Regions from separate parts of the Homo sapiens genome. Here regions 1, 3, 4 and 5 are each linked to region 2. The links are chromatin loops, found by intact Hi-C in ENCODE. Cell type or tissue: mammary epithelial cell. All regions are shown on one strand. Links, peaks and the distances in the headings refer to the core of each region. The heading gives the core; the rest is flanking DNA. Region 1 overlaps MCF2L2 (MCF.2 cell line derived transforming sequence-like 2). Region 2 overlaps MCF2L2 (MCF.2 cell line derived transforming sequence-like 2). Region 3 overlaps YEATS2 (YEATS domain containing 2). Region 4 overlaps MCF2L2 (MCF.2 cell line derived transforming sequence-like 2). Region 5 has its middle 70 kb from the start of LINC02031.

Region 1 (6,031 bases), core at 958-4,957, 140 kb before region 2:
GTTCACTCCGTAAGTAACCATTTCACCTGACGCACAAGGTCACACTCCCTGGTAGCGCTGATGCTCCAGAAACGGCAGAGTCTGAAGTTATCAAGCTTAATGAAATCTAACTTCTCAATACGTGTTGCCTTCTCAATGACAGTTCAAACTGTCAGTTTATCTTCTTTATTTTTAAAACGTGTTGTGATATTAGCACTTTACTTTGTAGCTTCCTAGCCTCTCTTATATTATAACATCTTCCTGGTCATTTCTAGTTAGATAATTACATTTTCACGTGTTGGGGGGAAAGGAGTTTATTTTGTGTGACTGGTATAGGAATCAGGTGGGTCAAGGATGTAATTGTAGCCAAGTGACAGCCTCCCTCTACCTTTATCTATGGAGGGGAAGTACTTTCATGTAGTAAATGGTTTTTGTTTGTTTTTGTTTTGTTTTGTTTGAAACTGTGTCTTGCTCTGTCACCCAGGCTGGAGTGCCGTGGCTCCATCAGGACTCACTGCAGCCTCAACCTCCTGGGCTCAAGTGATCCTCCTGCCTTGGCCTCCCAGTAGATGGTTTCTGAGTCCCTGTTGCTGGCCAGGCACTTCCCTATTCTGGAACAGCTGTACTCATAGCAGCCTCATAAAACTGTTAATGTGAAGTCACCAAGGCAGTCTTGTAAAACTCCTGAAGAGGCTATGATCGTGGAAATTGGTTGCTTAAAATGGAGTTTGTGTCAGAATACAGGAAATGCTTCTTGTGCAGTTAAAAGACCATGTATTTCTTTGAAAGAACGGTTTTAAGCATCTATAGATAAGAACACAAATGTATACAGAAAAGGAAAAGAAACAAGACATTTTTAGCTTTTAACAATTGTTACAAGAATATGCACGTATGGTAAAGTTGGTGGGGCCACAGGAAGAGACAGGCTTGGAAGGAAGAAGTTTATAATATCCACATGTCCAGGGGTCGGGGTCACCTCACGCCGCATGGGCTACTGGGGAAGCACCAAGCTTTGGTCAGGAGGCAGAAGAAGGAGGCAGAGGAAAGTCTAGGACAGAGCGTTTACTGGAGTTCTGCAGGCAAAGCAAGGCAGGATTTAGTATGGACTAGTTTGAATAACTCCTGCAGTCTTTGGGGTATAAGGATTGTCTCTTTGTTACATGGCACCTGGCCCTGGGATGACTTAGGGCAAGGTAAACAATGGCCTGGTGTGTGAGAGTTTGATAAGGTGGTGGTTGGGGATTTGGATTTGAGACTGGTTGTTTTGCGTATGAAAGACCTGCTCCCAGCTAACCCCTTCCCTGTCTCTAAGAAGTGGTTAGCCCTGGGGTGGGGGTGGCGGGGCAGTCTCTTCCTAGTCATGGAGGCCACAAATGCCAGAGCCTCAAGAGTACAGAAAATAAGAAAATGTGGCTCATGTAATTGACCCTGTAATGAGAGGATGCCAAATAGACAAAAACAGAATCCAAGAAAAGACAGAAAAAATGTTTTAAGGCCAGTTTTACATGCTTAGTGTGTCCTGTGGGTTTGATGAGCACAATTATTCTGCCTTTTTTCTTCACTATATAGAATATAAAAACTTTTTAAACATTTCTATCCTGTAAAGATTAAAAGAAGAAAAAAAATGTGGGGAAACTGCCTCTCATTTGTTTTTGAAAATTTACATCAGGTAAAATTCACTCTCTTTGGTGTACAGTTCTATGAAGTTTGACAAATGCGTGGTGTTATCCAGTCACCACAATAAAGATACAGAACAGCCCCATCACCACGCAAAACTTCCTCACTCTGCCCTTTTGTAGCCAGCCCCTCTCCCCATCCCTAATCCCTGGCTGCCACTGATCTGCTCTCCATCCTTATAGTTTTGCCTTTTTGCAGAGAGTCATACAAATGCAATTCCAGCCATGTGCTGCATAACAACATTTTGGTCAACAACGGACCACATATACAGTGGTGGTCCCATAAAATTATAAAACTCTATTTTTACTGTACTTTTTAAAAAAAGTTTTTCCTTTCCTTTCCTTTTCCTTTTCCTTTCCTTTTTTTCTTCTTCTTTTTTTTTTTTTTTTTTCAAGACAGGGTCTTGCTCTGTCACCTGGGCAGGAGTGCAGTGGTGTGATCATGGCTCAGTGTAACCTCAGACTCTGGGGCTCAAGCTATCCTCCCACCTCAGCCTCTTCAGTAGCTGGGACTACAGGTGCGCACCACCATGCCCGGCTGATTTTTTTTTTTAATTTATTTTTTGTAGAGACAGGGGTTTCCTTGTATTGCCCATGCTGGCCTTGAACTCCTGGGCTCAAACGATCCTCCTGTGTCAGCCTCCCAAAGTGTTGGGATTACATATGTGAGCCACTGCCCCGGCCCCTTTTCTGTGTTTAGATGTGTTTAGATACAGAAATACTTTCCATTGTGTTATACTTGCCTACAATGTTCAGTACAGTAACATGCTGTACAGGCTTGTAGCCTAGGCACAATAGGTTACACCAGTTAGCCCATGCATGTAGCAGGCTGTCCCATCTAGGTTTGTGTAAATGCACTTTATGACTGAATAGCAACAAAATTGCCTAATGGCGATTTTCTCAGAATTGATCTCTGTCATTAAGTGACACATGACTGTGTATACTGGGTAGCCTTTGAGTCTGAGTCTGACTTCTTTCACTTAGCATAAAACAGTTGGGGTTCATCCATGTTGCTGGGTATGCCCATAGTTCTTTCCTTTCATTGCTGAATATTATCTCACATTATAGAGGTCCCTGTTTATCTGTTCACCATTCACCAGGAAAGAACATTTGAGTTGTTTCTAGTTTTTAGTGATTAAGGATAAAGCTGCAGCCAAACATGGTGGCTCACACCTGTAATCCCAAAACTTTGGGAGGTTGAGGTGGGTGGATCACCTAAGGTCAGGAGTTCGAGACCAGCCTGGCCAACATGGTGAAACCCCGTCTCTACTAAAAATACAGAAATTAGCTGGGCATGGTGGGTGTGCCTGTAGTCCCAGCTACTCTGGAGGCTGAGGCAGGAGAATTGCTGAGGCAGAGGTTGCAGTGAGCCGAGATCATGCCACTGCACTCCAGCCTGGGCGACAGAGCGAGACGCTGTCTCAAAGAAAAAAAAAGAATAAAGCTGCTATAAACATTCACATACATGTGTTTGCTGGGCCACAGAGTAGGTTTATGTTTAACTTTAAAAGAAATTGCCAAACTGTTTTTGCAAAGTGGCTCTATCATTTTGCATTCCCACCAGCAATGTATGTGAATTCCAGCTACTTCATACTCTTACCACCTTTTCAAAAACGAGGGTATTTTTTTAATTAGTCATTTAATAGGCATGTTGTGGTATCTCACTGTGGTTTTAATTTGCTATTTCCTAATGATTCATGATATTGAGCCTCTTTTCATGTATTTATTTTCCATCTGTATATGTTCTTTGGTGATGCTTCTGTTCAAATCTTTTGCCCTTTTTTAATTGGGTTTTTGTTTTCACATTGTTGGGTTTTGAGAGTTCTTTATATGTTCTGGATATAAATCACTGTCTGATATATGACTTGCAAATATTTTCTCTCAGTTTGTAGGTTGGATTTTCATTCTCTTAACAGTGTCTTTTGCAGAGCAAATGTTTTTAATTTGGATGAAGTCCAGCTTATCAGCTTTTCTTTTATGGGTTATGCTTTTGGTGCCATATCACAGAACTCTTTGCCTAACCCAAATATTTCTCCTAAAATTTCTCTGAGAAAACACTTTCTCTACTCACACAACACTTCTGACAACTAATGTGTAGGCTGCTTTTTTTTTTTTTTCACACCAAGCAGTTCTCCAACTGTCTAGACACCAATCAGGGGCTCTACAATTCAATTCAGACACTGAAGTTAGCATCAGATCCCACAAGTTGAGGGCTCAGTCCCTCAAGACTGTCCCCACTTCAGATGCTAATTTTAAGTCTGGGCATCCTGTACTTCTGACCTACCAGCTGTGGATTAGGGGGGTTCTGACAGCCTCCTCCTTGGGTTCTATAATTTGCTAGAATGACTCACAGAACTAAGGGAAACACTTTACTTATGTTTACTGGTTTATCATAAAGGATATAACTCAGGAACAGCCAGATGAATGAGATCCATAGGGCAAGGTGTGTGGGGTGCACAGAGCTTCCACGCTGTCTCCAGCATACCACCCTTCCAGGACCTTGGTGTATTCACCAACCTGGGAGCTCCTTAAATCTCCTTGTTCTAGAGTTTCTATAGAGTTTAATCTTCTTCTTCCCAGAGGTCAGTGAGTGGGGCTGAAAATTCCAAATTATAATCACTTATTTTTTCTGGACACCAGCTCCATCCAGAGGCTATCTAGAGTTCCCACCCTGAGTCACCGCATTCATGTAAACTCAGGTGTGACCAAAGGGGTTCATTATAAATAATACAAGATACTCCTATCACTCAAGAAATTATAAGAGTTTTAGGAACTCTGTACCAGGAACCAGGGACAAAGACTGAATACATTTCTTACTATACCACAGTTTTCTTCTACATTTTCTTCCAAGTTTAATGTTTCATGTTTAGATCTATGATCCATTTTGACTTAATTTTTGTATAAGATGTGAGATATGTCAGCCTAAATAACAGACAGGGAGAGGCTCTCTAAAAGAAAATATTTATTCAGGAACAGGGCATTGAAATGGGAATATGTGTGACATAGTAAACTACGTGCTTATTCAGGAAGGTAGAGGGAGACAGAGGTTTTTAAAGGGAACATGAGGAGCATTATGTAATTGTTTCGAGATCATTATTCTTGGCTACAAAGATCAATAACAAGAGCGATGCCAGTCGGAAGTTGGACAGGCAGTTGAATGTTGCAATGGCCTGTGTGCCAGGTTGTAGTTTTTGCCGTCCTTTGTGATAGTTTTGTTATCAGGCATACAAGTGTGAGAACCCTTTCTTTGCAGTCTTCCCTGGCCTATTGGTTAGGTTTTATTTATTTATTTATTTATTTTTATTTATTTTTTGAGACAGAGTCTCATTCTCTCACCCAGGTTGGAGTGCAGTGGTGCTCTCTCGGCTCACTGCAACCTCTGCCTCCCAGGTTCAAGCGATTCTCCTGCCTCAGCCTCCCAAGTAGCTGGGATTACAGGCGACTGCCACCACGCCCGGCTAATTTTTGTATTTTTAGTAGAGACAGGGTTTCACCATGTTGGTCAGGCTGGTCTCGAATTCCTGACCTCGTGATCTGCCTGCCTCGGCCCCCCAAAGTGCTGGGATTACAGGTGTGAGCCACCATGCCCGGCCTATTTATTTATTTTTTAATACTAGTGACTCTGTTTTGATTCTGGCTACTTTCATAGGTGTGGGTCAAGATTCCTATTTTTACATATGAATGTCCGGTTGTTTCAGCACCATTTGTTTAAATAGAATTATTTCTCCATTGAATTACCTTTGCACCTTTGTAAAAAATCAGATTAGTGTTTGCCGGGGTTCAGGGAGGGATTTTGGGGGTGGGAGATGACTGAAAGGTGCAGCACAAGGGAGGTCTTTGTGGCGATGGGACAGTTTTGCATCTTGCTTGTACTGGTGGGTACAGGAAACAACATATGTGGGAAAATGACAGAGCTACATACACACACATTATAAGCATATCAAATTCCTGGTCTTGATATTGTACTGTAATTATGTAAGATGTAACCATTGGTGGTGAAAGGTGCCTAGGACCTCTCTGTACTGCCTTTGTAACTTCCTATGAAACTATAATTATCTTTGCAACTTCTTGTGAATCTATAATTACTTCACAGGATAAAAAGGTTTGTGGGTTTTTTTTTGTTTTTTTTTTTTTTTTTTTTTTTTGAGACGGAGTTTCACTCTCATTGCCTAGGCTGGAGTACAGTGGTGTAATCTCGGCCCACTGCAACCTCCGCCTCCTGAATTCCAGCGATTCTTTTGCCTCAGCCTCCCAAGCAGCTGGGATTACAGGCACCCACCACCATGCCCGGCTAATTTTTGTATTTTTAGTAGAGATGGGGTTTCCCCATGTTGGCCAGGCTAGTCTCGAACTCCTGACCTCAGGTGATCTGTCCG
Region 2 (6,031 bases), core at 1,307-5,306:
GCGGGGCAGCAGTTTGGACATGGCACTGCGGGGATGGAGTGCTGTCCCTCAGGATGCAGCATACAACTGAACCAATGGCTGTATTATGGTGAAGTGCCCCCAAGAGGCAGAGTATATGAATCTGGGAGCCAAGAAGTCAAATGAGTTGTGACCTTGCCCATCATGACTCTAGTGATGAACACGGGGACATTGTTTTCTCCCCATGTCTCCAACTTTAACCTCAGTGGGTCTCAACAAGGGAGATGCTTCCACTAGGGAACACAGCAAGAATCCTACTTAACTCAATCTGTGGCTGCCACCTGCCACTGCAGTTGGTCCTTGGCTGTGCTTTGTCATCATTCCCTCCTACTCATTCTAGACATCCCTCTCCCCATCAGGCACTTCTACTGGTGGCATGTATAGTGGGGGTCCTAGACTCTTATCAGGCTATGGTTCTTGGACTTGGCCATCATAGTTACAGCTGGGCATGGGAGTATTGCGAGATGTCCTAGTGGATCACCTGAGCATCAGACATGTCCCTCTCGGCCTTTGTTAAGCAGCAGCCCTACCTCCTCACCACGACTAGGACCCGTTTCTCCTTCCACTATGGTAACTGCTCTCTTTGCCTGCTGGTCTATTGACATGAGGAGAAAGGGAAAGGATTCCACGTGCCAGCTGGGATGGGGTCTGGGTAGGGGAAGGGAAGAAGGTAAGATTCAGTAAGGACCTACACAACTTCCAGATGGGACAGTCAGCAGACAGGTGGGTGTGCTGTTTACTGGCAGCTTACAGTAAAAATAAAGGGCTGGGCGCGGTGGCTCACGCCTGTAATCCCAGCACTTTGGGAGGCCGAGGCGGGAGGATCAGGAGGTCAAGAGATTGAGACCATCTTGGCCAACATGGTGAAACCCCGTCTCTACTAAAAATACAAAAATTGGCTGGGCGTGGTGGCGCATGCCTGTCGTCCCAGCTACTCGGGAGGCTGAGGCAGGAGAATCACTTGGACTCAGGAAGCGGAGGTTGCAGTGAGCTGAGATGATGCCACTGCACTCCAGCCTGGAAACAGAGCAAGACTCCATCCAAAAATAAAAAAATAATAAAATAATAAAAAAAATAAAGGTTATAAGCTAAGACTGTTTTACTGACTTGGATGGTGCTGAAAATTTTTAATTCTGAATTCACTTTGCCTCTGATTTGCAAAGTTCTGGCCATGTGAAAGACATAAAAATGAGAATAACTGTTGTACCTCAGAGCTAACAGAGGAAGAACCTGTCTGCCAGCCTTACTACAGGTCCCTCGTCGGGTACCTCAGGGTCTCCAAGGGGGCCTAGGAGCTATCCGGTATAGCACGTCATGGTTGTTTCTTTGCCAATTTTTGTGGCATTTCCTTTTGGGCCTAGATAATTTAGTTACTTTCATTATCTTTTTTTTTGTGTTATTCAAACTTATTGGGGCACTCTAGTATTTCAATGAAGAAAATAAGTTCTAGCAAACAGCCCTCTCTGGAGAGATGGTGGGTTATTTTACATATCTGACCAATTGGTTTTAACTATTTTAAGTTTCCTTTTCTGATTATTAAAGGAGTACACATGTAGAATGTCAGGAATTTAGAAAATACAGGAAAGTACAAATAAAAATACAAATCCAACATAACCAGATATAATCACCATTAATATCTTCTTGCAGACGTTGTCTATAGAAATGCATGATTTGGTCAGTTGTGGTGGCTCATGCCTGTAATCCCAACACTTTGGGAAGCCAAAGCAGGAGGATCACTTGATATCCAGGAGCTTGAGACCAGCCTGGGCAATATCGCAAGACCCCATCTCCACAAAAACTTTTGAGACGGAGTTTCACTCTTGTTGCCCAGGCTGGAGTGCAATGGCACGAACTTGGCTCACTGCAACCTCCACCTCCCAGGTTCAATTGATTCTCCTGCTTCAGTCTCCCGAGTAGCTGGGATTACAGGTGCCCACCACCACACCTCGCTAATTTTTGTGTTTTTAGTAGAGACGGCAGTTTCACCATTGTGGCCAGGCTGGTCTCAAACTCCTGACCTCAGGTGATCCGCTTGCCTCGGCCTCCCAAAGTGCTGAGATTTACAGGCATGAGCCACTGCACTGGACCTACAAAAAATTTTTTTTAAAAATTAGCTGGGCATGGTGGTGGGTGTCTGTAATCCTAGCTATTTGGCAGGCCAAGGTGAAAGGATTGCTTGAGCTCAGGAGGTTGAGGCTGCCGTAAGCCATGATTGTACCACCGCACCTCTCCTGGGCAAGAGTAAGGCCCCATTGCAAAACAAAGATATGCATGATTTTTTTTAAATGGAGCCATACTAAAATTGGGGTGACCTTATATTTTAATCTTATTGGAAATTTTCCATTAAAATTCTGATGAAATGGGCAAGGCTTTGACTGAACCAAACTAGACGTATTGGCTTGCCCTTCCCTCCTGCCACTCATCTTTGGGCTTATTCCAATCCAGAACATTTGAGGGCAGCTGGTGGCTGAGCTGGGAGGTAAAGCTAGGTTATAAAGTTTCTTTGACCTACAGCCCCTCCCTCCCCCAAGCTTCCAGCAGCTCTGAAAGTCTAAGACAGCCAGCTCAGACTGCCTTAGGAGCTGGCAGGGACTTTGACAACAGAAATGCACGGGAAAAAAAAAATGTGCCCTGAGAATGTCAACATGTGGAATCTGAAAGCAATTAATTAGATGTTCTCAAGAATGATTCACTTCCTCTTAGCCAAAGATAGGCTTGCAAATGAAATAGACGTTTCAGCTATAGACCAGCCTAAGATATCCACGTTTATACTCTGGGCCACCAAGCAAAATATTGTAACCGAGCCTAGTACCCCTGGAAACATTTTGGAACTCTCTCCTGTTGGGAGCTCTGGAGAGCTACTGGGATGGATCAGACAGAATGTGACACCATGTATTAAATCCTAGAAGACAGAGAGGGGAAATTGGTTAGCAGCACACACAACACAATGATGAAGGGCTCAAACTCAGGTCTCAAAGACCCAGCCTCAAGTGCAGCTCCATCTCTTTGGATGGATTCTATAGCCTGTCTGTGCTTAAGTTCTTTTTATCATTCATTTTACAAAATGGAGATAATACTGTACAGTCTTGCCATGAGGATTAAATGAGATGAAGCCCTTAGGCTTGCGCCTAGATCTCTGAAAGCATGGAATTGTTAGCAGTTAGTTACCCCCTGGTTCTTCCAAGTGAAAGGAAGGAAAGCCCAGGGGGTTTAGGCATTGCTTTTAAGCAGCTCACCACTTCCCACCCCCAAGTGAAAATGATATCCTTTAGTTCATGTGATAGAGATGGTCCTTAAAAAGTTGTGCATAATTGGCCAAGCGCGGTGGCTTACGCCTGTAATCCCAGCACTTTGGAAGGCCAAGGTGGGCGGATCACGTGGTCAGGAGATCGAGACCATCCTGGCCAACATGGTGAAACCCTGTCTCTACTGATATTACAAAAAAATTAGCTGGGCATGGTGGCATGCGCCTGTAGTCCCCAGCTACTCAGGAGGCTGAGGCAGGAGAATCACTTGAACCCGGGAGGCGGAGGTTGCAGTGAGCCGAGATCGTGTCACTGCACTCCAGCCTGGCAATAGAGCGAGACTCCGTCTCAAAAAAAAAAAAGAAAAAGAAAAAAAAAGTTGTGCATTGAGAAAAATCTAGTTTGAAAGACAATAAAAATAGAATTTGCCCATTTAATATCTATGGATTGAGAGCTACCGCTGAACCAGCAGGATCTACAATGGTCTCTTTGTGCCATCCACTGGACAGTAAGGGAAACACCATGATTTTGTCTTCAAAGTCTATAATTTACCAAAAATATGTATGCTGGTGAGAATAATTTCAGCTCATTACTAGGTTCACTTGTTAATAAATTTCATTCCATTTGTTTAAGCAAAATAAAAAAGCTTAGAATTCTAAGCACTAAATGTGAACACTAGATTTCCTAAACCATTCAGCTTATCTGATATGCACCAGAAAGATTGTCGACTAAGGGTTTCAAAAGAGAATACTCTCACCAGTCCTTATCTGCAGGAATTCTCATCGCCCACCTTTCCCATTCTTGTCCTTCTCCACCAATACTCCTTATGCTTATCTGATACATAGACTGAGAGTGCCCCAGAGACTCAGGGTGTATCTGCTCCAACACACCACTAGATCTTGGCTGGGACAAAAGTCGTTCCATTCATTTTCCAAGAATACAACTATCACTTAGAATTTTGCTATAATCAGCTGGGCATGGTGGCTCACGCCTGTAATCTCACACTTTGGGAGGCCAAGGCAGGTGGATCACCTGAGATCAAGAGTTCGAGACCAGCCTGACCAATATGGTGAAACCCTGTCTCTACTAAAAATACAAAAATTAGCCAGGCATAGTGGCATGTGCCTGTAGTCCCAGCTACTCTGGAGGCTGAGACAGGAGAATTGCTTGAACCCGGGAGAAGGAGGTTGCTGTGAGCCAAGATCACGCCACTGCACTCCAGCCTGGGCGACAGAGCGAGACCCCTGTCTCAAAAACAAACAAAAAAACAAAACAAAACAAAACAGTTTTGCTATAATCAGATTGAATATTTGTCAAGAGCCTGTGTGTTTGGCATGGTTTTTCTGAGGGGTGTGTGTGTGTGTGTGTTTGCTCTGTTTCTTTTTAAAGCCATTTATTATCCTTATAATGTTTCTTTCCCTGAGTGTTTATGAGGATGAGACAATGGCAGACAAACCTCCCTGAAATGTAAGTAATAATAGCACACCTGGAGTGCCCAGAGCTGTTTTGAGACCCTCTCTTTAGTATTATTGTAATTGCTATACACAATAATCATAACAGGTACTATTTGTTGAATTCCTATGATGTACCAGGCATTTTTCTTTATCAGAAGATTTGCTAATCCTCATACCAAGACTGCAAAATCGATGTTATTATCTCCATTTTAGAGATAAGGAAGCTGATGCTCAAGAGGTTAAGTGATGTATCCAAGATCACACAGCTAGTGAGTGACAGAGTGAGAATCAGGTCTGACTGCCCTCAGGTCTGACTGACTCCAGAGCACCTTCTCCTGCCATGGGGCAATGGGCCTCTCAGTTGTTCCCTCACATGCCTGTGACTGGCCAGATCCTGAGTCTGAGATTTTGGGGTCCCCTCAGTGCTGCCAGCTCCTTAGTGCCTAAGACTCTTAGGGCCTCAGAGCCCATGACCAGTGAATCCAGCAGGGGATTAAATATGCAGATGATGTAAGACAGCAAAAGTCAGCCCAGGAGGTGGGCATGATGGCTCACATCTGTAATCCCAGCACTGTGGGAGGCTGAGGTGGGCAGATCAGTTGAGCTCAGGAGTTCAAGACCAGCCTGGCCAACATGGTAAAACCCCATCTCTACCAAAAAATACAAAAATTAGCTGGGTGTGGTGGCATGTGCCTGTGGTCCCAGCTACTCAGGAGGCTGATGTGGGAGGATCAGTTCAACCCAGGAAGTCAAGGCTGCAGTGAGCCGTGATCACACAACTGCACTCCAACCTGGGTGACAAGCCAGACTCTGTCTCCAAAATAAATAAATAAAAGCCCAGGGCTGGGACTGGAAGGCCTGGGTGAGGAAGGGAACATGATCTCTAGGAGTCAGGACACCCCGGTCCTGGCCCTGACTCAGCTCCCACAGGGCCTTAAGCCAGTCCCCACAAGGCACACAGCCTGGTGGTCAATTACCATCCCTGGCGGGGCACCCTGTGAGCCGCACTTTCCTCCGCAGAGAACCAGGGGCTTTGCCTGCAGGATGCTCTCTAAGGTTTTCTGGTTCTGAGAATTCTGAGTTTCTTCCAGGAGCCCTGGGGGATACCTGGTGAATAGGTTACTGTCTCTGCTGGCAGGAACCCGGGGCCTGGAGGGAGACAGGCGAGGGCACACCCAGAGCAGCTGCAGTTTGTCTCAGGAGAGACGTGTCACCCAAGGGCTTGGATGAGACTCCCCCACCTCCGCAGCCCCCCCTCCTGCTTTGTCTCCTAGGATAGAACAAAGCATGATAGGATGAGGTGGGACAGATGAG
Region 3 (6,031 bases), core at 1,330-5,329, 580 kb before region 2:
GGGATTACAGGTGTGAGCCACCGCACCCGGCCAGAAGTTTTAAATTAAAATATTACTATACCATACACGGTTTCTGTTCAAAGACTGTGAGTTCAGTAAAATACATTTACCATGCAGTTGGATAATATAGCTGATATAAAGAAAACAGTCCCTTGGCTGGGTATGGTGGCTCGCGCCTGTAATCCCAGCACTTTAGGAGGCTGAGGCGGGCGGATCACAAGGTCAAGAGATTGAGACTGTCCTGGCCAACATGGTGAAACCTCATCTCTACTAAAATTACAAGGAATGAGCTGGGCGTGGTGGTGGGCACCCCAGCTACTCGGGAGGCTGAGGCAGCAGAATCGCTTGAACCTGGGAGTCGGAGGTTGCAGTGAGCTGAGATCGTGCCACTGCACTCTAGCCTGGCGACAGAGCAAGACTCTGTCTAAACAATAAATAAATAAAATGAAAACAGTCCCTTAATCAAATATTATAAACTATAGCGTCACAAAGAGGAAACAGTGCAGGTTTCGGTAAGCAGACAGATCTGGTTTTCCAGGTTAGTTATTTTTAGTTAGTAGCTAGGTAAGTTATTTAACCTCTCTTGAGTTTTACCATCAATCCCCTCATCTATAAAATATGGGTAACATTTACCCTCCGAATCATGAAGCAAAATGAGAAAAAGTATATAGGATGCCTAGCTAACATGACAGCTGTTGCTGCTCATCACAACACTTCAACTGAAGAATAATAATCCACAAGGGGATGTGGAGACCAGCAAAGGACAGCCAAAGGACAGACATTTGTGGCTGTCTTCCGCATTCGGCCAAGGCAGAGACCTTGATCTTAACCTCTGGATTCAGCAGGTGAAACAAATTAATCTTGAGTGAATTATACAACATGGGGATCCGCCTGCTACTTTAAAATATTCCAGGGAGATAAATTAAGATGAGTAAAATGCTGGTAATTGTTAAAACTGGGTAATAGGCATGTGGGATTCATCACACTCTTCTCCCTACTTTTCTGTATGTTTAAGGAGAGAAGAAAAGAAGAAACAGAATAAAAGAACCAATTTTAAAAAGCAAGTTAACCTAGAATGAAGACAAGAAATCACCCCCGGCTCTCCTGGTTTGGTTGAAATACCCCTTATTACCCACATCTACATCTCTGTTTTGTTGTTGTTTTTTGAGACGGAGTTTTGCTCTTGTTGCCCAGGCTGGAGTGCGGTGGCACGATCTCAGCTCACCGCAACCTCCGCCTCCTGGGTTCAAGCAATTCTCCTGCCTTTGCCTCCTGAGTAGCTGGGATTATGGGCACACGCCACCACACCTGGCTAATTTTGTATTTTTAGTAGAGACGGGGTTTCTCCATGCTGGTCAGGCTGATCTTGAACTCCCGACCTCAGGCGATCTACCTGTCTCGGCCTCCCAAAGTGCTGAGATTACAGGCACCTGGCCTTCATCTGTGTTCTAACTGCATGAACTTCATTCTGCAGGGGACCTGTAGAGTTTCTGTAGCCACAGAGCAGGGCAGGGTCATCCTCCCAGTGATGTGGAAATACGGAAACCCTTCTTACTGATCAAGAACTTTTCTGTATATTTATGAAAGAAAAAAAAAACCCTTCTTAATGTAGCAAAACTTTTTGGGAGTGTGGCAGAAACTGCTAGTTGAACCCCAATATCTATTATTTCCTTCTCCTCTCATAGTAACAGAGCCCCCAGTTTTCAGCTGGGGCAATGGCCACATGGAATCACAACTCTATTTCCCAGCCCTCCCAGACCTAGGCGTGGCCATTTGCTTTCTGGCTAACGGGATGTGTGCAGAAGTGAGAGCGACTTTCGGGCTCTGTCTGCCCTCAGCTCTCCCTCCCCCTGCTCCCTTCCTCTTGGCAAGAAGCGTGAACGTGGAGGTATGAGATGAAGTGTTTTCTTAGTCCACAAGCCGAAAGCCAAATTTTGAGAATGTCAGAGCAAAAAAAGGAAAGCCAGGGATCTAGATTCTCGATGACTGTATGAGAAATAAACTTACTTAAAGTTCTGGTGTTCAGATTTCTCTGTTGCAGTAGTTGAACTTTTCTCTTAACTAAGATAGCAGTCTTCAAACCTCCCAAACATATCAAATAACCTATTTCACAAGTTAAATTACACAGAATCTACTTTTATGTTCCTAAACAAAGAAAGCAAATAACTTAGGGAAAACAATACACACATTTTTAGACCTACTTCAATTTCTTTCCCCACATTACATGCACCTGACTTGCTTTTCCTTTCTTGTGCCAAGTGCTTCAGAGTTTTCAGGATATGACACGTAATTTCTCCAAGAACCCAGTAAAACCTGGTATCCTGCCGGGCGTGGTGGCTCATGCCTGTAATCCCAGCACTTTGGGAGGCCGAGGTGGGCGGATCATTAGAGGTCAGGAGTTTGAGACCAGCGTGATGAACATGGTAAAACCCCGTCTCTATTAAAAAATAAAAAAAATGGCCGGGCACAATGGCTCACACCTGTAATCCTAGCACTTCAGGAGGCCAAGGCGGGCAGATCACAAGGTCAGAAGTTTGAGACCAGTGTGGCCAACATAGTGAAACCCTGTCTCTACTAAAAATACAAAAAAATTAGCTAGGCATGGTGGTGGGTGCCTGTAATCCCAGCTACTTGGGAGGCTGAGTCAAGAGAATCACTTGAACCCAAGAGGCGGAGGTTGTAGTGAGCCGAGATGGCGCCACTGCTCTCCAGCCTGGGCGACAGTGCAAGACTCCAGCTCAAAAAAAAAAAATTAGCTGGGCGTGGTGGTGTGGGCCTGCGATCCCAGCTAAGGCTGAAGTAGGAGTATAGCTTGAGCCCAGGAGACAGAGGTTGCAGTGAGTCAAGACTGCACCACTGCACTCCAGCCTGGGCAACGGAGCTAGACGCTGTCTCAAAACAGAAACAAAAACCTGGTATCCCAAGTCAGCCACTGGAGGGCAGTCTTTACCAGCAGAGCTTACCCACCTTGTGCACACCGCCTGGGAGATGACTGTCACTACCTCCCTACCTTCCTTCTGGAAAACAGGAGAATGAGGAAATCTGCATTCTGTTGGGAAAAACTCTGCAGCTGATTATGGACACCACTAAGAAGGTGTAAGACCTCTTAAATAAGACTGTATTACCCAAAATTAGTTTGTTATTTTTTTAAAACAACATACTTTGGCCAGGCACAGTGGCTCATGCTTATAACCCCAACACTTTGGGAGGCTGAGGCAGGCAGACTGCTTGAGCCCAGGAGTTCAAGACCAGCCTGGGCAACATAGTGAAAACCAGTCTCTACAAAATACAGAAAACAAAACAAAACAAAAAACCTAATTGGGTGTGGTGGTATCACCTGTAGTCCTGGGAGACTGAGGTGGGATTGCTGGAGCCCAGGGAGGCTGAGACTACAGTGAGTTATGATCATAAAACAAAACAAAACAAAAAAACCCACAAGAGCAACAACCACCAAAAAACCACAACGTATTTCGGCCTAGAGCCTGAACTCACCTACTGACTTTCCTCATTCTCTTCCCATTCAATAATTCTCTCTCTGTTGCTAATTTCCTGCTAGCTTGAGAAAGCAGACACCCATTGTTTTGTATTTGTTATACACTTAACTTCGATTCATGCTTTGATTAAATGTTTCTATTTCTGCCCTCCCTGTTTCCTACACATACCTGTGGCAAGTCAGAATTTACTTCAGCAAACTGAAGGGGAAGAGTCTGTATCTGAGATTTTCCCTCCAGATATTAAAAAATATGGCTGTTTACAAGTTAAGTGCTCACTGATAACCATTACAATGGTACTTAGGCATGGATATGCCTGATACTCACATTAGTTACTATTTACTGAGCACTTGCTCTGTGCTAGGTAGGTCCTTCATATACAATCTCTAATTCTTCTACAACCCTGAAAGACCAGGGCTCAGAACCTGCACAGGTTACACCAGTAATGAGTGGCTGAGATCTGAGATTTGCAACAAGCTCTAACTGCAAAGCTCATGCTCCTTCTACTTTAACACACTGCTTCCTTCCCATATGGAACTACTTATTCCTCAGTTGTCCCTTTTCATGTCAAAGGCAGCACCTCTTCCCACTTTGAGGAAAAAGATCAGCTGTGTTTCTGTTGTCCCAAAGTTGTATGGAGGGTAAAACAGTGCCATTTTTTGCCACCCTCCTGTTTCCTGGCATATCTTTTTTTTTTTTTTTAGACAGAGTCTTGCTCTATCTCCCAGGCTGGAGTACAGTGGCGTCATCTCAGTTCACTGCAACCTTGACCTCCCAGGTTCAAACAATTCTCCTGCCTCAGCCTCCCAAGTAGCTGGGATTACAGGTGCACACCACCATGTCTGGCTAATTTTTGTATTTTTAGTAGAGACAGGGTTTCACCATGTTGGCCAGGCTGGTCTCGAACTCCTGACCTCAGGTGATCTGCCCACCTCAGCCTCCTAAAGTGCTGGAATTACAAGCATGAACCACACACCCAGCCTGTTCTCTGGCATAGTTTCTAGGAATGCACTTCAGCAATAACCAGGAACAGTCTGTACTCACAGACAGCTCCTTATCTCAACTGCTAATCATGGATTCCATTTCCTGGGTAAACAGTGGTATCATCTCACGCACTACTGCTTCTCTGCAGTTCCTTCACACTTTGCTGTGGTTTTTCTTTTCAGATGCCCTTAAACCATATTTAGGGCATTGTGGCACAGACCCACCTATCTCCTCCAACCTTACATTTACCATTAAGTAGGTGGCCATGTGACAAGTCAGTACAGTTGTTCAGCATCACTGGAGGAGTGGATTGGCAATATGCAAAGCGGCAAAAAATGGAAACGAACTTATCCAAGAGCTTCTAACATAAACAGCAATGCTAAGTTGATTCAAAGCAGAAATCAGTAAAGCCACATATCCCTATGTGAAGCAAAACAGATTTTGAGGTACATATACGACAAGCCTGAGTAGGAAGTTCAGATGACAATAACTGATTTACTAAGGGATTTTGGCAGAATTCTTACCCCTGAAGCCAGAACCACAGTGGGAGCACTAGTAAGCAGTTGGGGATGCCTGTCTTAGTCATTCTGGCTACGAATGCCTCAAAGTCAAATGAGATGCTGTAGCACCATGATTCCTAAATCTGCTGCCTAAGTAGATGAATCAGCAGAAACACTTATTAAAAACCCAGATTCCCAGGGATCTCAAGAAGAATCCGATGCAGTAAGTTTGAGATGGTGGCCTAGGTAGCTATCAGCAGATGATTCTTATAACCAGGTAAGTCTGAGAAAGTCGTTAATAAACTTAACAGATTTTAGAACCACCGATAACACCACGAATTTTATTTTATTTTTTTGAGATGGAGTTTTGCTCTTGTTGCCCAGGCTGGAGTGCAATAGCAAGATCTCGTCTCACTGCAACCTCTGCCTGCCGGGGTCAAGCGTTTCTCCTGCCTCAGCCTCCCGAGTAGCTGGGATTACAGGCGCCCGCCACCACGCCCAAATAATTTTTTGTATTTTTAGTATAGACGGGGTTTCACTATGTTGGCCTGATCTCGAACTCCTGACCTCAGGCGATCCACCCGCCTTGACCTCCCAAAGTGCTGGAATTATAGGCGTGAGCCACTGCGACAAGCTCTATGAATTTTTAAGTTGATCCTAATCTCTATCTGATAGCTAAAATCTTTTTCGATTTTGGGCTATTCTTAAAACAATTCATTCTCCTTAGATAGGTAGGCTGGGTTTCAAGCTGAAAAACATCTATATGATATCTTTTTTTTTTTTTTTTTTTTTTTTAAACAGAGTTTCACTCGTTGCCCAGGCTGGAGTGCAATGGTGCGATCTCAGCTCACTGCAACTTCCACCTCCTGTGTTCAAGCCATTCTCCTGCCTCAGCCTCCTGACTAGTTGAGATTACAGGAGCCCGACACCATGTCCACCTAATTCTTGTATTTTTGGTAGAGACAGTTTCACCAAGTTGACCAGGCTGGTCTTCAACATCTGACCTCAGGTGATAACGCACGCCTCAGCCTCTCAAAGTGCTGGGATTACGGGCGT
Region 4 (6,031 bases), core at 674-4,673, 200 kb before region 2:
AATGAAGTGGTGACATTAGATATCCTTAGTATATAACATGGAGGGATAAAGTGGCAAGTTACTCTTTTCAACTTTTACATCTGTTCTGAAAAAAACAACAAAGCCATCTTAGTTACATCACAGAGAGAATATGTAGTTGGTGTGAATTTTATTCTACAACATGGGATATTAAAAAAAAAGTCACATCTCTTTCTTTTCTCCAAATCACATTTAATCTGCTCCAAGCTCCTCATCCCACTGATTTGAAGGAGATGCGAACTCAGTTATTATTGGGATATTTCTCCCCACCCCAGCATTGCCTCCTGGGTGACCACATCTTACACAATCCAGGACATTCTGGGGGAATTCTCTGGTCTTTCCGCCATATCAGTCACTGCGCACATAGTCACTGAAAGCTCCATAAATACAGGGTCCTCCTTTTTCTTCTTTCTGTCTGTATTGCCAATGCTTAGATCAGAGACTGGAACATAAAAGGTGCTCAGTACAAAAATATCCAAGTCCCTGTGGTCTATTCTGCGAGGCCGGTGGTCTCCCTGCTCCCCAGATGCCTAGTTAGGCACCATTGGCCCCTGTGGGAGGACCTAACCAGCCTCCTGAAGGCACAGTCTCATGGCTTCCCACTGTGAGTCTGGGCTTGCGCAAGACAAAAGGCAGAATGGGGTCTGTTCTCTGGGTTCCTGGAAACTGTTGCCCTACCACAGAAGGCCCCGAGACCACCATGCAGCTCAAGGTCTGGAATGGATGACAGGGTGGGCTGGGGTCAGGTAGATTCCTAGAGCCTTAGACTAAAGCTCTGAGGCCTCAATGCATGATTCTGGCTTATATAATTACACAATGGCTCATCTCAGGAATCAGTCTAGTGACAGATTAATTAATACATTTATGATCCAAATTTATCTCCTTTGAGTATTATTGAGGCCTTTCTTTCTGTTCTTATGACTTAGAGGCAATATAGAAAAAAACATGAACTGGTATCAGACAGCTCCAGATATGAATTTGGATTCTGTACTTACTAGCAGCATCACCTTGGGCAACTTACTTCTCTAAACCTCAGTTTCCTCATCTGTATGATGGGGTTATTGTAACTTCTTTTTTTTTTTTTTTTTTTTTTTGAGATGGAGTCTTGCTCTGTCATCCAGGCTGGCGTGCAATAGCACGATCTCAACTCACTGCAACCTCCACCTCCCAGGTTCGAGTGATTATCCTGCCTCAGCCTCCTGAGTAGCTGGGATTATAGGCACCCGCCATCATGCCCGGCTAATTTTTGTGTTTTTGTAGAGATGGGCTTTCACCATGTTGGCCAGGCTGGTCTCGAACTCCTGACCTCAGGTGATCCACCTGCCTCAGCCTCCTAAAGTGCTGGGATTACAGGCATGAGCCACCACACCCAGCCAGTAATTTTGAGGATTAAATGACATAATGTATGAAAAACACTTAGTATTGCAACTGCTGAATAAGTGTTTCTCTTTTTTTCTGATATCTTTTTATAGTTCTATAAAATGTTTATTTTGGGGTTCTATTACAAGTAAGATAATTTTTATAAGGAACCAATGTCATGCTCACAATAAATATGGTATACAATGCCACCATTGAGTCAGGAATAGAGATAATTGTCACTCCCTAACGTAGAACAGAGAACTGTGGAAACACACACTGGGCGCAGAAGACACTTCTGCTTTAGGAAGGTACTTTGACCATAATAAAGATAACCCTTCATTTCTGAGTTCCTTTTGTCATTTAAGTTTGTCTTCTTTTTTTCTTTGCTTTTTTTTTTTTTTTGAGACATGGTGTCGCTATGTTGCCCAGGCTGGGGTGCAGTGGCACCGTCTTGGCTCACTGCAGCCTTGACCTCCCAGGCTCAAGTGATCCTCCTACCTCAGCCTCCTGAGTTAACTGAGACTACAGGCAGGCATTGGCGCACACCATCATGCCCAAAATTTTTAAATTTTTTGTAGAGATGGGGTTTTGCCATGTTGCCCAGGCTGGTCTGGAACTCCTGGGCTCAAACAGTCTTTCCATCTCAGTCTTCCAAAGTGCTGGGATTACAGGCGTGAGCCAGAGTGTCTGGCCCAAATTTGCCTTTCTTATGAAGCAGAAGCATGGATTCGCTGTGATAGTAATTACAGCCTTGCAAGTCTGCAAGAATAGCGGCAGCCGTGGGTCTCTCTGAGTCAGCACTTTGTTTGGAATCAGAGGCCTGCTTTTCATCTTTAACCATCTCTCTTATTCTGGCAGAAACAGCAAGTGTCAGCAAGGAGGCTGTTGTGGGGGCCTGTATAGTTGTTGCTGTAAAACAGAAATCTCTCTAATTAGGTCTTTTCCCATGGCTGTGGTAGCCTAAGAGCTGCAGCCTCAGCCTCAACTCATAGCAGCTTCCTTTTCCTGATTCAGGCAAGTAAGGTAAAGATTTTCCCTACAAAATTTTCTACCAATTTCACTGATCTCTGGAAGGAGCCAGAGACCCTGTCAACCGGGAAGGCTGTGAAGGAGAGGATAGAGCCTTTCCCTCAATGCAGCCCTAGCTGCCTGGTCTGCTGAACTGTGCATGTGTTCCCACGGCTGGTAGAAGAGCAGAGGCTCATTACATGAAGCCTGACCCAGATTTGTGGCCCGATGGTTTGCGGCCTCTGGATGCGAAGCCTGTGAGCAGGGCCACCAGCGGGAATTGGATATTGACCAGGGCTGGGGCCTCTGGTAGCTCTGACGTTGGAAGACACCTGCATGTTCACAGTGAACTTGGGATATTTCTAAATTCAGGGCTTAGCTAGGAAACAAGAGAGTATAAGCAGGTTAGTGTGGTGGAAACACTCTGGGCTTTGGACCCAGACAATTCTGGGTTCACATTCCAACACAACCAGTAGGTGGCTCCAAACCCCAGTTTTTCATCTGTAAGAAGAAAAGTTTCACTCAGCATGGTATCTGACTACAAGGGAACTTAGCCTCTGAGACTTGTTGGTTTGTTTTTTAAATTGCATAACGAGGTCTGACGATAGAAACTCTTGGTATTGGATCAGTGGCTCAATGACATTAAGGCTGACATCTTTATGATTCTCTTGATGTTTTCTTCTTATTTGTCAACTCTTGATTCAAGGTGGCTGCTGCAATTCCAGACATTAGGTCAGTGTCCAAAGCAGGAAGAAGGAGAAGGAAAATGCTGGCTTCTTTGGTTCTGTTTGTAGAAACTCTTGGCTGCCTTCTGCTTATGTCTCATTCCAGAATTCTGTCACACAGCCATTCCCTGGCAGCAAGAGAATCTCAGAAGGCAAGCATTTAGCTTTCTAACTGCCACAGGAGACGGTGGTCAGGGAAAAGGGGACTGGGAGTGAATTAGCCATCAATCAACGTTTGCCACAGCTCCTTTCCTTTAATTATAAGGAATTGTCCTTTTATATTTATCTTGATGGTTGTTTCCCACTTGGAATTATTGTGAACTGAATCTCTCTCTTTCACTTTCTCTCCCTCTTTGCTCCCTTTCTCTGCCTGTCTCTTGTGGCAGCTTGAATCCTTTTGAAAATAATTGATGAAGAAATCAACTGCTCAATACTCTTAGGCTTGTAGAGTCCCCAGTTTCACCTCATACACACCAATGAAGCCCAGGTTTGGTGGAGGGTAGGGCTCCCAGGGGTGAGTGGGAGGCTCCTAACTGAAACAATGGAAAATGTCAAACCAAGGAAGAGATCGGAGCCCCAACTCCTAGCTTACATATGGAGCTAGTGACCTGAAACCTGGGAGGTGAGAACCAAGGGGCGACATCTAGAGCAGGACTGTTTAATAGAAATACAGTGTGGGCCACACATGTACTTTAAAATTTTATGGTAACCATATTAAAAAGGTTAAAATAAACAGATACAATGAATTTTAATTATATATTTTAAATTTACCCATATCTAAAATAATATTTCCACATGTACTCGATATTCAACATTTTTGGGATTTTACCTTTTTTATTCTAAGTCTTTGAAATCTAGTTTGTGTTTTATACTTACAGCATATCTCAATTTGGACTGGTTCCATTTCAAGTGCTTAATAATCACATGTGTCTAGTGGCTGTTGGATTCGGTAGTGCAGGTGAGAGGGAAGGTTCTCAGTCATGTTTGACTGAATATCTCCTTTTTATAACAAATGATTTGTATTGCCCTCTGCCATCCTAACATAAAATTTATAGATACTATATCTGCAAGGGTGGGCTCAACAACTACAACGAATATACTCCAAAGAGTATAGAGCTCCAACTGTAACCACCCTAGGGGTTCACCTTGCCTGCTGCCCAGACAGAACCAGGGGAATTACAATAGAGAAAGAGTAATTCATGCAGAGCCGGTTGTGTGGGATACTGGAGGTTTGTTATTACTCAAATCAGTCTCACCAAGCATTCAGGGAACAGAGTTTTTAAGGATAACTTGGTGGGTGGGGGGAAGCCAGTGAGCCAGGAGTGCTGATTGGCCAGAGATGAAATCACAGGGAGTCGGACCTGTCTTCTTGTGCTTAGTCAGTTCCTGGGCGGGGGGCCACAGATCAGGTAAACCCATTTATTGATCTGGATGGTGCCAGCTGATCCATCAAGTGCAGGGTTTGCAAAATATCTCAAGCACTGATCTTAGGAGCAGTTTAGGGAGGGTCAGGACCTTGCAGCCTCCAGCTGCATGACTCCTAAACCATCATTTCTAATCTTGTGGCTAATATTAGTCCTACAAAGGCAATCTAATCCCCAGGCAAGATGGAGGTCTGCTTTAGGAAAGGGCTGTTACCATGTTTGTTTAAACTAAACTAAATTTCTCCCAAAGTTAGTTCAGCCTACGCCCAGGAATGAACAAGGAGAGCTTGGATGTTAGAAGCAAGATGGAGTGGGTTAAGTTAGATCCCTTTCACTGTCTCAGTCATGATTTTGAAAAGGCGGTTTCAAAACACACATAACAGAAATTAAGTTCTTACTCTTTTACCAGTTCTGCATGTATGTTCCTGGTCAGCAGACAACTTTTCTCCATGTGGAGGTTCAGGAATGAAGGCTCCTTTGAGTTTCTGGTTCTTATTGTTGTTATGCGTGTCTGGGGAGCAGACAGGCTAAGAGAACATGGAAGGAGCATAGTGCTTCTTAAAATTCTCAGCTCAGAGATAGCATACAGCACATTCCATTGACTTGAACTTGTCACAGTCATTTGAACAAACTTAACAGCAAGGGAAGCTGGGAAATGTAGTGTAGCTATATGCCCAGGAAGGGAAAACTTAGGTGAACAGCCACACCTACCTATGCACATATTTTTAAAAATTAAAAAATAAAATATAAGGAACTGTAAAGGAGGAATCAAAGGAAACTAATTATAGTAAAGTAACATATCTTTCAATAGTATGTATTTCCACATGCATGTCTAGCTACATGAGAATAATGAAAGAGGTGCTTGCCCCTCAATTTGGAGTCACCAAAAATGTGATGGGTGCAAATGCTGGGATGTGGTGGGGTGATCAGATACCTGGAGTGACTTTATTAAGATTAAAAAAAAACCTCTTGGCCGGGCATGGTGGCTTACGCCTGTAATCAATCCCAGCACTTTGGGAGGCCGAGGTGGGCGGATCACCTGAGGTCGGGAGTTAAGAGACCAGCCTGACCAACACGGAGAAACCCCATCTCTACTAAAAATACAAAATTAGCCGGGTGTGGTGGTGCATACCTGTAATCTCAGCTACTTGGGAGGCTGAGGCAGGAGAATCGCTTGAACCCGAGAGGCGGAGGTTGTGGTGAGCCGAGATCGTGCCATTGCACTCCAGCCTGGGCAACAAGAGTGAAACTCCATCTCAAAAAATAAATAAATAAATAAATAAAATAAATAAATAAATATAAAAATTCTTTATGATTATTTGTAAAAACAGAGTCTAGGTTCAGAGCATTTTAAATGGATTTTTCACTTAAATTAAGCCTCTGGTAAGACATTTGGAAGTCACGTAGCATGTGGGGCAATTCTTTGTTTTATTATGGAGAATGGGTCATTTAGTATCCTAGGCCCTGAGATTTCCAAAGTGCTTACCAGGGAATGGT
Region 5 (6,031 bases), core at 1,027-5,026, 470 kb after region 2:
ACCTCAAGAAGAAAGAAGTTTACCCAATTCGCATGTATTTAAAGGTTTCAACCCATTCCTGGGCTTGGCTTTAAAAGGTCCTATCTGAGATTCCTTATGGAAAAAGTTTCCATCAAAGCTGATCTAAAAGATGGTTATTCTTGCTGGACTTTATGCAAATAATCAGACCAAGTTTAAAACTAAAGTCTGTTTTGCAAACAGCTCAGTCCTACCATAAGTTGTTTTTAACAAAAATGAGGACTAAAGAGAGAAAAATTATGTTTTAAAACTTATACATCTGTCATTGGCTTGTAGTCTCATTAATTGTTTTTAAGTTCTTGCCTACATTTTAAACTAACCCTGTTTATTTCTGTCAATCTCTGGCTGCAGCTCAAAGGAAACAAAAAAGCATGGGTAATGTAAAAATCTGGAAACATGTTCTAGTTCTGGGCAATTATCCTACAAATACTGACAGGTAACCTATAACCCCAAGGTTTCCTTTTTTTCAGGGAAGGTGAGACCAAGGAAGCTAAACAAAGCCAAGCCCCATACACCCACTTACAATAGCACAATCCATTTAAATGGCTTGCAGGTATCAAACAAACTCAGTAGTCATGGTTATGGCCTATTGTGCCCCCATTAATAATGGCAGTCTTAATACTCACAGTTGAACCCTATATTCTAAGCCCCCTTGTAAACTTTATCTCTTCTCACCTAGAAACCACCAAGCTTCAAATGGTGCTTTAAATAAAGCTGAAAATGAAACCTCCCTTCTACCAGGAACCCTTAAATCAACCCCAGGAGGAGCCCTAGCTGCTGTTCCCCACACAATGCCCCTCTCCAGCAGGAAGTAGCCAGAAGAAGTCATCACCCAATTCCCCCTAACGGCAGTTAGGGATTCCATTTCAGAGGGGGGAAATATGTTATAGGAGGCAGAGAGAAATTATTTAGGTGAGTCCCTGGCAGAAAACTTTCCTTTTAACAAAAAGCAGCTCAGACATAGCTCCCTTTCTAATCTCATGCAGTTCAAAAAGTCACTTCTCTTCTAACAACAAGCAGCCTGAAAGAGCAAACAGTAAAACACAGATAAGACAGCTCCCACACAGAAGGAGCTGGGGAAAATCTCCTGGGTAATCACCAAACTTCACACCTATACAGTGGGTCTCAGTGAAACAGTGGGCCTTAATAAGCACATTCCTTTCCCTTTTAGGTGTACTAAGATAGGGAAGCTAAAAGCAGACTTGAGCCTGTAATCCCAGCACTTTGGGAGGCCGAGGTGGGCGGATCACTAGGTCAGGAGATCGAGACCATCCTGGCTAACACGGGTGCTTTCTGTATGTCAAGTGCCACACTATTAATTCTTTTTTTTTTTTTTTGAGACAGAGTTTTGCTCTTGTTGCCCAGGCTGGAGTGCAATGGCACGATCTCGGCTCACCACAATCTCCGCCTCCCAGGTTCAAGCGATTCTCCTGCCTCAGCCTCCTGAGTAGCTGGGATTACAGTCATGCACCACCATGCCTGGCTAATTTTGTATTTTTATTAGAGATGGGGTTTCTCCATGTTGGTCAGGCTGGTCTTGAACTCCCCACCTCAGGTGATCCGCCCACATCAGCCTCTCAAAGTGCTGGGATTACAGGTGTGAGCCACTGTGCCTGGCCTCACACTATTAATTCTTTTAATTTACTTACCCATCTTGTGAGATAGGTACTACTTTATTACCATTGTAGTTCCTGTTTTACAGAGGAGGATAGTAGACACACTAAGATAAAGTTATTTGTGAAGCTAACCACACACCTAGTAAGTGGCAGAGCTAGGGTTTGAACCCATGCCATCTGCCTTTGGAGATTCTAAGATGATAGACCCTCACTTTGGTATGACTTCCATCTGTGAAAGCCCCTCCTACAAAACCCCTCACTGCCACTCCATCCTAAAATCTAGATGGAGTCTCGGACTGACCACAAACTAGTTCACTTTTTCTCTTATTCCTTCCTCACAACTTAGACACTCAATGATCTTGTAGTTGCCAAAGACTAGGACTTTTTCAGTCTTTTTCTCACCACCTAATCTAAAGAGACACCTGTGGTCAGTTGGACCTTGTGGCTAACTCGCTGGAGAAATTGCAGTTGAAGTTGAAGGGCTACTCTTAACCTTCACATTTATCTTGCCCTGTTGATATCCACAGCACTAGGCATGGTATGTTCTTTGGAACACATGCCCAGTGAGTCCCAAAGTCACAAGGTTATTTGATTTATTTTATTAGCATGAGCTTGCTTATTGGCCCATTTTTAAATGCAATGTATTATGTACAGTTCAATGTACTATGGACAGGACTGCTTAAGTTAATTTGAACTAAATGTATAAAAATGTTAATGGTTAAACACTTTTTCCTTTTGAAAACAATTTTTAAAAATTTTAATTGTGGTAAAAACATACAATTTAGCATTGAAACCATTTTAAAATGTGTAGTTCAGTAGCATTAAGTATATTCACATGGCTGTGCCACAGATCTCCAACGATTAAGCACTTTTAAAACAATACAGTTCTAGGGGAGATATTACTATTTTTGTTAGGAAAGAATAAAATGTCTCAAATATTGTGAATTTAGACAACTGGAAAATATTGGTAGAGAACTTGGGAGGCTGAAATTGGGAAAGAGAAAATGTGGGAAGCTAGAAATAGGCAATTTGGGAGGTGGAAATTTTGGGGAGAGGCTATGGTTATCTCCGAGTTGTAGTATTGATGATTTTTTGTTAGTATTTTAAATTTGATGGCTTTCCTATACTGTACATGGGTTACTTTTTGTTTACCAGGAAGCACAGCTTCCTGGCAGGTGTCAAACAATCTACCCCAGCAATAGTTCAACAGTAGGATATTTTTAGGCATATTTTTGTAAGAGAACTTTTCTGTTCTTACCCAAGATGAAACAGTTTCAGAAGTTTGGGCACAAAAGGTTCGAGGAAGCTGCTGACAACTGAGGCTTCTCAGGGTTATTCAGTTAGTTCAGAAGATCTTGCTTGTATTCCTAGGTTTTCTGACTAGCTGGAGCACTTTGTCCAAGGCATTGAGCAACAAATTAAAACATCCTTTGGTGCCACCTTATGCTAAGTGGGAGAAACTGCAGCTATTTAAACTGATTTCACAATTAGACTCAGTAGCTTTAATCTCCAGGAATTAGAGAGATAAGGAACCTATTTCCCTCCCTCCCTCCCTCCCTTCCTCCCTCCCTCTCTTCCTTCCTTCCTTCCTTGCTTCCATTTTTCTCTCTCTCTGTTAATAATTTCAACTTTTATTTTAGATTCAGGGGTACAAGTGTAGGTTTGTTACATGGGTATATTGTGTGATGATGCTGAGGTTTGGGGTATGGATGATTGCATCACCAGGTAGTGAGCACAGTACATAGAATGAGGTAGTTTTTCAGCCTACACTCCCCTCTCTCCCGCCTCCCTCTTGTAGTACCCAGTGTCTGTGGTTGCCGTCTTTATGTTCATGTGTACTCAATGTTTAGCTACCACTTATTAGTGAGAACATGCGGTATTTTTTTTTATTTCTGTGTTAATTCACTTAGGATAATGGCCTTTAGCTGCATCCACATTGCTACAAAAAACAGAATTTGTTCATTTTTATGGCTGCAGAGTGTGCCATGGAGCACATGTACCACATTTTCTTTATCTAGTCCACCATTAATGGGCACCTAGATTGCTTCTGTCTTTGCTATTGTGAATAGTGCTGCAACGAACATACAAGTGCATGTGTCTTTTTTTGTAGAACAATTTATTTTCCTTTAGATATATACCCTGTAATGGGATTTGGGATTGCTGGGTGGAATGGTAGTTCTGTTTTAAATTCTTTGAGAAACCTCCAAACTGCTTTCTACAGTGGCTGAACTAATTTACATTCTCGCCAACAGTGCATAAGTGTTCCCTTTTCTCTGCAGCCTTTCCAGCATCTGTTATTTTTTTTACTTTTTAATAATAACCCTTCTGGCTGGTGTGAGATGGTATCTTATTGTGGTTTTGATTTGCTTCTCTGATGATTAGCGATGTGGGGCATTTTTTTCATATGTTTGTTGGCTGCTCGCATATCTTTTGAGAAGTATCTGTTCATGTCCTTTGCCCATTTTTTAATGGGGTTGTTTTTTGCTTGCTGATTTAAGTTCCTTATGGATTGTGGATATTAGACCTTTGTCAGATACATAGTTTGTGAAGATTTTCTCCCATTCTGTAGGTTGTCTGTTTTCTTTGTTGAAAGTTTATTTTGCTGTGCAGAAGCTCTTTAGTTTAATTAGGCCCCACTTACCAATTTTTGTTTTTGTTGCAATTGCTTTTGGGGATTTAGCCATAAATCAATGCTGATGTCAAGAAGTGTAGTTCCTAGGTTTTCTTCTAGGATTTTTATAGTTTGAGGTCTTACATTTAAATCTTTAATCGATCTTGATTTAATTTTTGTATATGGTAAAATGGATCTAGTTTCATTATTCTGCAGATGGCTGGCTAGCTATTCTAGTGCCATTATTGAATAGGGAGCTCTTTCCCCATTGCTTAACTTTGTTGACTTTTTATTTTTTATTTTTTTCATTTTTTAATTTTTTAGACGGAGTCTTACTCTGCCGCCAGGCTGGAGTGCAGTGGTGCTATCTTGGCTCACTGCAACCTCCGCCGCCCTGGTCCAAGTGATTCCCCTGCCTCAGCCTCCCAAGTAGCTGGGACTACAAGCGCGTGCCACCATGCCTGGCTAATGTTTTGTATTTTAGTAGAGACAAGGTTTCACCATGTTGGCCAGGATGGTCTCGATTTCCTGACCTCATGATCCACCCGCCTCGGCCTTCCAAAGTGCTGGGATTACAGGTGTGAGCCACTGCGCCCGGCCTTTATTTTTGTTGACTTTTTGAAGTTCAGCTGGCTGTAGGATAGTGGCTTTATTTCTGGGTTCTCTACTCTGTTCCATTGGTCCATGTGTCTGTTTTTGTACCAATACCATGTTGCTTTGGAGGAACGTATTTTTCTAACTATAGATGTTAGTTTCTTTCAGTTTTAAAAATGTATTATTATGTGATGTGATACTTGTATTGTTTGATACTAGGATTCATGATTCAGTTAAATATTGTTTTGGACAAATACCTGTGTGAAATTTATAAACATTGGTATCATGTCCTAAGACTCATTTGGGATGATACACATAAAAGGACTTTGTATATGACATGATTGCCAGGGGAGGACAAAGGAGGAAGTCATGGCTAAATCAAAGGAGGAAAAGTGCTTCCTAACAATGGCATGATCAGTCATTAACAGCAATGACAGTCAACACTTAAATGTGCTTACTATGCACCAGGCCCTGATCTAAGCAATTCTAATGCATTAGCTCAGCGGTCCCCAACCTTTTTGGCACCAGGAACCAGTTTCGTGGAAGGCAATTTTTCACAGAAACTGTGTGTTGGGGAGATGGTTTTGGGACCACACTGTTTCACTTCAGATCAGCAGGCATTAGTTAGATTCTCATAAGGAGCATACAACCTAGATCCCTCGCATGCGCAGTTCACAGTGGGGTTCACACTCCTATGAGAATCTAATGCCACTGCTGAGCTGACAGGAGGCAGAGCTCAGGCAGTAATGCTCGCTTACCGCTCACCGGGGTTGGAGACCCCTGCCTTAGCTCACTTAATCCTCTTCACAACTTTATCGGGTAGGTACAATCACTGTCTCTATTTTAAAGACCAGGAAATGGAGGCACAGAGAGATTTAGTAACTTGTTCAAGGTCACACTATTATGTAAGTAGCCAAGCCAGGATTTGAACTTTGAGCCTATGCCTTTTGGCTGCAGAGTCCATAGTTATTAGGCAGTGCTGTCTCCAGTATTGAGATAGTAGAAGTAATAGTTTTCATTTATTGAGCAATTACTGTGAGGCGGAAGGGCCTCACAATGCTTCATCTTACTTAATCCTCATGTTAACCTTGTAAGGGAGGTACTGATAATCTCATTTTAGAGATCAGGAACCTAGGCTTACGGAAGTTAAGTAACTTGTCCAAAGTCACACAGCTGTTAACTGAGTCTAGAT

The links. A loop is a pair of places that touch in the nucleus more often than their neighbours do. Peaks named below come from ENCODE experiments on the same cell type or tissue, not always from the same donor. Only the 100,000 strongest peaks of a DNase experiment are listed, where the experiment ranks them.
Region 1: a loop joins it to region 2, with 13 times the contacts of the local background. A loop is called at or near these places in 4 of 110 quality-filtered maps.
Region 3: a loop joins it to region 2, with 29 times the contacts of the local background. A loop is called at or near these places in 20 of 110 quality-filtered maps.
Region 4: it touches region 2 in a loop (7-fold over the local background); 109 of 110 quality-filtered maps call a loop at or near these places.
Region 5: it touches region 2 in a loop (11-fold over the local background); 10 of 110 quality-filtered maps call a loop at or near these places.

What each region holds. Positions count from the first base shown.
Region 1 is chr3:183,326,262-183,332,292 of GRCh38, reverse strand. The region is part of intron 5 of MCF2L2 (MCF.2 cell line derived transforming sequence-like 2); the gene reads left to right. Among named protein-coding and RNA genes, the nearest start is that of B3GNT5, 76 kb to the right of the region's middle. In mammary epithelial cell, for the core only: no CTCF peak of the experiment used is centred there; a DNase peak (open chromatin) is centred at 3,292.
Region 2 is chr3:183,182,518-183,188,548 of GRCh38, reverse strand. All of the region lies in intron 27 of MCF2L2 (MCF.2 cell line derived transforming sequence-like 2), which reads left to right. Among named protein-coding and RNA genes, the nearest start is that of LAMP3, 23 kb to the right of the region's middle. In mammary epithelial cell, for the core only: a CTCF peak has its summit at 3,760 (motif pointing left); a DNase peak (open chromatin) is centred at 2,638; H3K27ac peaks cover 546 bases.
Region 3 is chr3:183,764,108-183,770,138 of GRCh38, reverse strand. All of the region lies in intron 15 of YEATS2 (YEATS domain containing 2), which reads right to left. Among named protein-coding and RNA genes, the nearest start is that of YEATS2-AS1, 43 kb to the left of the region's middle. In mammary epithelial cell, for the core only: a CTCF peak has its summit at 2,933 (motif pointing right); a DNase peak (open chromatin) is centred at 2,948; H3K27ac peaks cover 512 bases.
Region 4 is chr3:183,383,013-183,389,043 of GRCh38, reverse strand. All of the region lies in intron 2 of MCF2L2 (MCF.2 cell line derived transforming sequence-like 2), which reads left to right. Among named protein-coding and RNA genes, the nearest start is that of MCF2L2, 43 kb to the left of the region's middle. In mammary epithelial cell, for the core only: a CTCF peak has its summit at 2,852 (motif pointing right); a DNase peak (open chromatin) is centred at 2,923.
Region 5 is chr3:182,711,280-182,717,310 of GRCh38, reverse strand. No RefSeq gene overlaps it. Among named protein-coding and RNA genes, the nearest start is that of LINC02031, 70 kb to the right of the region's middle. RefSeq lists cis regulatory regions at 2,044-2,133, 2,911-3,176. In mammary epithelial cell, for the core only: a CTCF peak has its summit at 3,060; no DNase peak of the experiment used is centred there.